Linked DNA regions of Homo sapiens: region 1 is linked to region 2. A link is a contact called in ENCODE Hi-C data. All regions are on one chromosome and are shown on one strand. The core of a region is the stretch at or near the end of the contact, and the rest is flanking DNA. Distances in the headings are between cores, read along the strand shown. Region 1 has its middle 32 kb from the start of PTAFR. Region 2 overlaps THEMIS2 (thymocyte selection associated family member 2).

Region 1 (3,038 bases), core at 468-2,967, 260 kb before region 2:
GTCTAAAGTCACTTGACATGTCTCAGTGACTTGTGTACACACTTTAGGAAACTCTACTTTGATGGGTATAAAGTGCACAGGGTCTCAATAAAGAATAACTCTGGGCCCATGCCTGCAATCCCAGCACTTTGAGAGGCCAAGGCAGGAGGATTGCTTGAGCTCAGGAGTTTGAGACCAGCCTGGGCAACATAGCGAGACCCTGTCTCTAATTGGAAAAAAAACAAGAGTAACTGACAGTTCTGAGACAGTGACTTGTGATTACCTCCTTGCTTCTCCCAGGATGTTGCCCCAACACATAGACCATGCGCTCATGGGGATCAGGGGGATGGGAGGAGTATATTAGGTTGTAGCCCATGCTCCAGCCTTGTTGATCTCCTCACCACCCCAGTACAGCCACCTTTACTCCTCCTGTATCCTCTGTCTTTTCTGTTTTTTTCTAAACTTTTTTTCCTGGAGGTGGGGTCTTGCTATATTGCCCAGGCTGGCACGCAATGGCTGTTTACCGGCATGCCTATTGCACACTACAGGATCGAACTTCTGGCTTCAAGTGATCCTCCTACCTCAGCCTCCCCAGTAGCAGGGACTACGGGAATGGGTCACTGTACCCAGCCCTTCTCTTCTTTTTTATTTTATTTTGTTTTATTATTATTATGTTTTGAGATGGAGTCTCGATCTGTCACCCAGGCTGGAGTGCAGTGACGCCAGCCTGGCTCACTGCAAGCTCCACCTCCTGGGTTCATGCCATTCTCCTGCCTCAGCCTCCCGAGTAGCTGAGATTACAGGCCCATCACCATGCCTGGCTAATTTTTTTGTATTTTTAGTAGAGACGGGGTTTCACCGCCTGGCCAATTTTTTTTTTTTTTGTCAGTGTTGACCAGGCTTGGCCTCAAACGTGTAGCCTCGCCTCCCCGAGGGCCAGGACGACCGGCCTGAGCTGCCGCAGCTCCCCTCTTCTTTTTGACATATCCCAGAATACTCCAATAGGTAGCCTTCTGAATTCCTCCAGGCAGCATTTTGGGACTGGGAGGGTCCAACATTTGTATACCTTAATTACTGTGACCATTGAAATTAATTCCTTTCAATGCCTGTCTTTCCTATCCTGGGGGGCAGGAACCGGATCTAAATAATCTGTCTCCAGTTTCTCACATATAGCCTGGAATTGAGATCTGTCTGTCTCCAAAGTGTACAGCTTCCCCAGGGTTTAGCATAAACAGACATGTTGACAGATACATGCAAATATTTTAAAAGGTTTTGAGAAGACTCTATAGAGATAGATGGAAAAGAAATGTAATACATGTTCTTCCAAAGTTCTAGGTCCATATTTTAAAGGAAGATGTAGGGAGTTTTCAGAGAATCAGAACATCTTGGAGCTGGGAGGGTTCAACCCCTTCATCTTACTAAGGAGATCGTGGGGCTCAGAGAGACTAAGTGATTGCAGAAGTTACACAGTGTGGAGCTGCAGCGGATGCAGGGCTGGCTGTTCACCTGCATCTCTCCATTCTTGCAACGGTGACAGGAATTATGGGAAAAGCTGAGTTGTAATTCTTTTGATGAAACATCACTGATTAGAATTTCCAAGGCATCCTGTGTATCAGGAAAGCCTCACCTTGCATTTGCCCCTGATCTCAGCTTTTGCCTCAGGGAACCACCAGTGATCTCAGTTGGAGAATGCTTGCTTATGTAAGATCTGGCCTCGTTGAGATGAGTCATAGACCCAAGAGTGGTAAGTGGAGGTCACAGTTGACTAGACCTGGATACATTTATGCCTGTTTTTACTCATCTGTGTTATATATGTGCTCAAGACCTAAGGCCACAAAGAGATATAAGACCTTCTTGTAAAGCACCTGGTTTTTGTGCAGACTTGGTATTTCTGTATAAAAAGTCCTATTCCCTTTGATATCCTACCAGCAAGCCATCCTCCCACATACCCATCTGTCTATCCACCTATCCATCCCTCCATCCCACCATCCCTCTATCCATCTATCTATCCCTCTAACCATCCATCCATCCATCCATCCATCCATCCCTCCATCCCTTTAGGTACCCAACAAACACCTATGGAGTGCCTATTTTGGTCCAGTAACTATGCTAAGCACAATTTTGATCTGTTATCTCACTGAAACCTCATACTCCCTGAAACATGGGTGGTTTTATCCCGACAGAAATGAATAAAACAAATGTTACAGCTCTTTTAGAATTTGTCTAGCAGGCTTTTCAGTTTTTGCCAGAAAGCCCCTTAAAAAAGAAGGGAAAAAAAGAAATGAATAAAATAAATAAGGACCCAAGCTGACTGAATAAGACATAGTGGCTGCCTCTCAGGTACCTGGTACAGAAGGAAGGGGGACCCAGCTATTTGCTTGCCACTTTCACCTATCTTATGTCATTGAGTCCTCACAACCACCCCACAGAATAGAACATTTCATGCCCATTTTACAGATAGGGAAATCGAGTCTCAGAAGGGTTCAGAGATTTATAAAGGTAAAAGAGCTACTAAGTGGCATAATAATATTCAAAGCCAGATCTGCCTTAGTAAGCATGGGTCCCTTTCCTTCTCTCCTCCCACTCCACCATGTGGCTGTACCCTTGCCCAAGCCCCTCCAGGCACAGCCTCCTAAGCGCTGGGACAGGGCTGTCTTGGGGGAATGACCCAAGAGGCCTCCAGTGGAAGGTGAGGGCCTCCGCCTTGCTGTTTCTGGCTTCCTCTTTGAGGCCTCTGTGCTCCCTATGCATGTTGAAGCCCCAGCAGCAATGACTGTTCCCTGGGCTCAGGCTGTGCTCAGCTAGGGAGGGTACTCCTGAGGGTGGATGGCGTCCATGAACACAGTGTTCCAGAGACCCTCAGAAGCCAGAGTGGTCATTGTCACTGGAGCTAGAAGGTGCTCTTAGATGTCACCTGGATCCTGACAGCTCTGTAAGGGGAGGGACAGAGGTGGCCACTCAATATTTGCTGACCACTTACTGCAAGGGGAACTTCACGTCATTTACTCCTCCCAAACACCTATGGGTAGAACTGCCTCTTCCCTCTGCCTGAGTTACTT
Region 2 (3,404 bases), core at 405-2,904:
CAGCTTTTGGGGCCCAAGGTCCTAAGGTTGTGTTCTTGAAGCCAAGTTCCCACATTAATCCATGTTAACCACATGTGGTTAAACCCCTGTTTACCATATACAGATCTATCAGGCTTGGTGCTACAGAGATGAGGAAGACAGTCCAGGCCTCCCGGGGGCTTAGAGCTTGGGGGTGAGAGTGGGGGTGGCAGACGTTAACAAAATCTCCCATGCAGTGTGATCAGCATTGGCACTGCGCTGCTGTCACCAAGGTTGATGGCCTCGGATTCCCCTCTGCATCCACCGGTGGGACAGCTGGGGTTGCAGGATTGAGAGGAACCCTGCCAGCTGCTCTGCATCCCAAGGCTCTGAGGCTGAGGGAGTCACGTGCGAGATGTTAGGTCCAAACCAGCCCGCCCTAAGTAGCAAGAATCTAGAACCTGAAGGAAGCTGGTGCAGTGTCCATCAAATCAGTTTCCACAAAGCTACTCCCCGTCTGCAGCTCAGTTTCTGTGAGACTTGCCCGAGGTCTTTTAGAGGCTTAAAATGGTTGGCTGGTGTCGGATTCCCTGAGAAGCAGCAGTTAGGAAGCGTGGTTCCTCCAGCACTTAGATGGTTTTCTGAAATTGCTCAAGTATTTCTTCATAATCATGTTCATCATCATCTGCAAAAGAGTCCGAGTCAATGAGGATCTTTAGCGTTAGGCAAGTTCCTTCCCTTCTGTAGGGCAGTTTCCTCATCTGTGCAGGGAAAGAGGTGGCCTGGATGCCCTACGGTCTTTGCTAGCCTAGAAACCACGATTTGTTCTGTCTCAACACTTTGCAACCCTTTCATTTTCCTGTATGCTGCAGGGAGGGTAGTATGTTGGGGACTGAACTCATTTTCCTTGCCAAAGCCCTAGAGCCCATGGGAAAGACAGTAGGAACCTTTCTACCTGAGCCCACCCCATAGAGGCCTGTCCATCAAACTGGGACCATAGAAGGGTCTGTCCCTGGACAGGGCCACCAGAGGCAAAGGAAGCAGCAAGGTAGGGAGGGGAGACACAAGGACAAGGGTGAGCAGCGCCCACAGGGACTCACCTAGATCCTGCCTTTGGGGCTTAGCGGGCCTGTGGCCCTTCCTGTGGGCAGGAATCTTGCTGTACGTACTGGAGCCATCCTTGATGAACTCTGGCAAGGTCTTCGCCTTGGGTTTGGGCAGCCGAGCGTGTTGCTGCAATCCTAAGACTTGAGAAGACTTTGGGAGAAAAAGCAGAAATCATCAGGGTCTCAAGAAATGGGGAAGCAGAGTCCATGAAAAACGGTCATTCACGTTAAGTGTCACTTCCTCTGCTTCTCTCTCTACTTCCTTTTCAGGCTATGACCTCTCAAGACCCCTGGTGTTTTTGCTACATGCATGTGAAATATTCTCTGGCAAGGGAGAAAGGGATCAGGGTAGAAAATGAGGATAGGGTTGGGGGTTGGAGACAGGGTGTTCCTGGGATTTTCCACTTAGGAATTTGGTCAATGTCCTTTAATTCTCTTGCTGAAGGGGAAAAAAGCAAAGTGGGGATACCGTAAGAAAGGAGCCACAAAGCCTTGTGACGACGCCTGAGCTGAGGTGGCCCAGAAGAAAGAGGACTTCCATTGCGTTCCCCCATGTGCCAGATGCTACATGACGTCTGCTCTTTAATCCTCAAGTTACCCTCTGAGTGGTTTCAATTCCCAGTTTATGTAGGAGAGAAAGTGTGCCTTGTCAAAGGTCACACGGGGATCCACAGCAGGGCCAAGGTTTGGACCCAGAGCCACGCCTGTGACCTGTAGAGGCAGAGGTCTTGGCGCCCCACCACGCTTTACAGAGTGTGCGGCACAGCTCCCTGATCAGCACCAAGATTCCAACGCACAGAGGGGAAAAGTTGTGGTTCCAGGGCGACAGCAGTGACCGGGCCCAGAGTCCCTCCACTGGGAGCCAAGACACGGGCTAAGGTCTGTCGGTTCTGGAAAGTACCCTTTTCAGCACTGGCACAAGGCCTGTGTTTCGGATGTTTCAGTCCAGCCATTGTCAGAAAATGACTTCCCACGCTCACGCCACAGATAAAAGCCCCTGCTGGGGCTGAGACCACTCAGGAGTCATCTTGTAATTTCCACTGCCACCTGCTGCCTACCACACGTGATTAAATACGAGTCACCCAAGATCCCAAAACAAGAGCTGGGGATAGTAAAGGACTTTTGATCTGTCTCATCCCCTCCCGTTCTCAGCAGACCACGGTAGTTAGAAGCTCAGGCTGTGTGGTCAGACCCAATTGCAAGCTCTGGCCCTGCCACTTGTTGGCTGTGTGATCTCAGGTAAACTATTTGACCTCTCTGTGCCTCTCACCTTCTCAACTGTGAAGCAGGACACCGGTGTGTAACTCAGAAGCACTGTGAGAATTGGTTGGGACAAAGCATATCAGGGGCCTGCCACAGAGTAAGCAGGTCACAGAAAGCAGCTGCAGAGGATATCACAGGTCTACTGGTGAGAAAAAGGACGCTCGGAGGAGTACCCAGCACAGGCAGAGTAAGTGAACCGGAACGTAAACTTAGTCTTTCTGACCCCATGCCTGGCTCTCTCCCGCTCATCTGTGATTCTGTTTGGCCCCGTTTAGCAGGTCCTCTCTGGCCTTGGAGCAGGTAAGGTCCCTGCCCCGACAGAACTCTTTTCAGCCAGAGACTCAGGTAGGACTCACTAAAAACAACCTGTCCTGAGCTACGTAGAGCGTGCAGTGGGAGCACAGAAGAGGAGGCAGGACCACCGCTGCTGAGTGAGAAATCCGAGTCCCACCTTGCCTGTGAGCCTGAAGGAGGAAGAACACTGCTGGCAGAAGGCCTGGGTGTGGGGCTCTGGAGCAGGAGTCCCGGCGCCATGAGGGAGCTGCGGGCATTTCTCTCGCTGGAGCGTGGACAGCAGAGTGAGTGGAGGAAGATGGGTCGGGGAGGTGCGACAAGTCAGCTTATAAAGGACCCTGGATGCCATGTTAAGGGGTTTGCATCATCCCATGATGATGGGCAGCCACAGAAGGTTCCAGAAGATGGAGCTGAGGTCCATCAATGACTAAGAAAGGAGTTAGGAGGCCTTTCTGACAGCTTTTGTAAGAGCCTGCTGAAGTAGTTTAGGAGAAAAATGATGAGGCTCGAACTAGGGAGTGAAGGCAGCAGTAGTGGAGAGAGGAAAGCACCATGAACTTGGAGTTAGACTGTCCATGGCCAAGTTCAGTCCTCCCACTTATTAACAGGGACCCTGGGCAAGTCTTAGGGTCTCCAAGTCCTTGTTTTCTCAATCATAAGATACTGATAATCATGCCAACCTCAGGATTAATTGTGAGGTGGAATGAGAATAATGGGTGCAAAGTGTGCAAGTTTATAAACTACAAGTTTACACAGTTGCAAGAGAAACATGACAGGCAGACA

What was found. Hi-C counts contacts between places; a loop is a spot of excess contacts on that map. Pooled maps may share reads with other maps.
Region 1: a pooled map shows a loop between it and region 2 (3-fold over the local background). The contact joins two enhancer-like sites. A Hi-C loop is called at or near these places in 1 of 37 single-sample maps with no recorded cell type and 4 of 50 pooled maps.

Annotation. Positions count from the first base shown.
Region 1 is chr1:28,143,355-28,146,392 of GRCh38, reverse strand. It overlaps the pseudogene RNU7-29P. Among named protein-coding and RNA genes, the nearest start is that of PTAFR, 32 kb to the left of the region's middle. RefSeq lists a silencer at 1,752-1,801. Within about 2 kb of position 1,717, at least 3 of the 41 ENCODE cell types and tissues checked have a DNase peak (open chromatin) inside an H3K27ac peak, as active enhancers do.
Region 2 is chr1:27,883,106-27,886,509 of GRCh38, reverse strand. THEMIS2 (thymocyte selection associated family member 2) reads right to left here. Exons shown (of 6, transcript NM_001105556.3): 5 at 1,059-1,215; 6 at 1-643. The coding sequence ends at 588. Among named protein-coding and RNA genes, the nearest start is that of THEMIS2, 12 kb to the right of the region's middle. RefSeq lists enhancers at 1,616-1,665, 2,866-2,915. Within about 2 kb of position 1,654, at least 16 of the 41 ENCODE cell types and tissues checked have a DNase peak (open chromatin) inside an H3K27ac peak, as active enhancers do.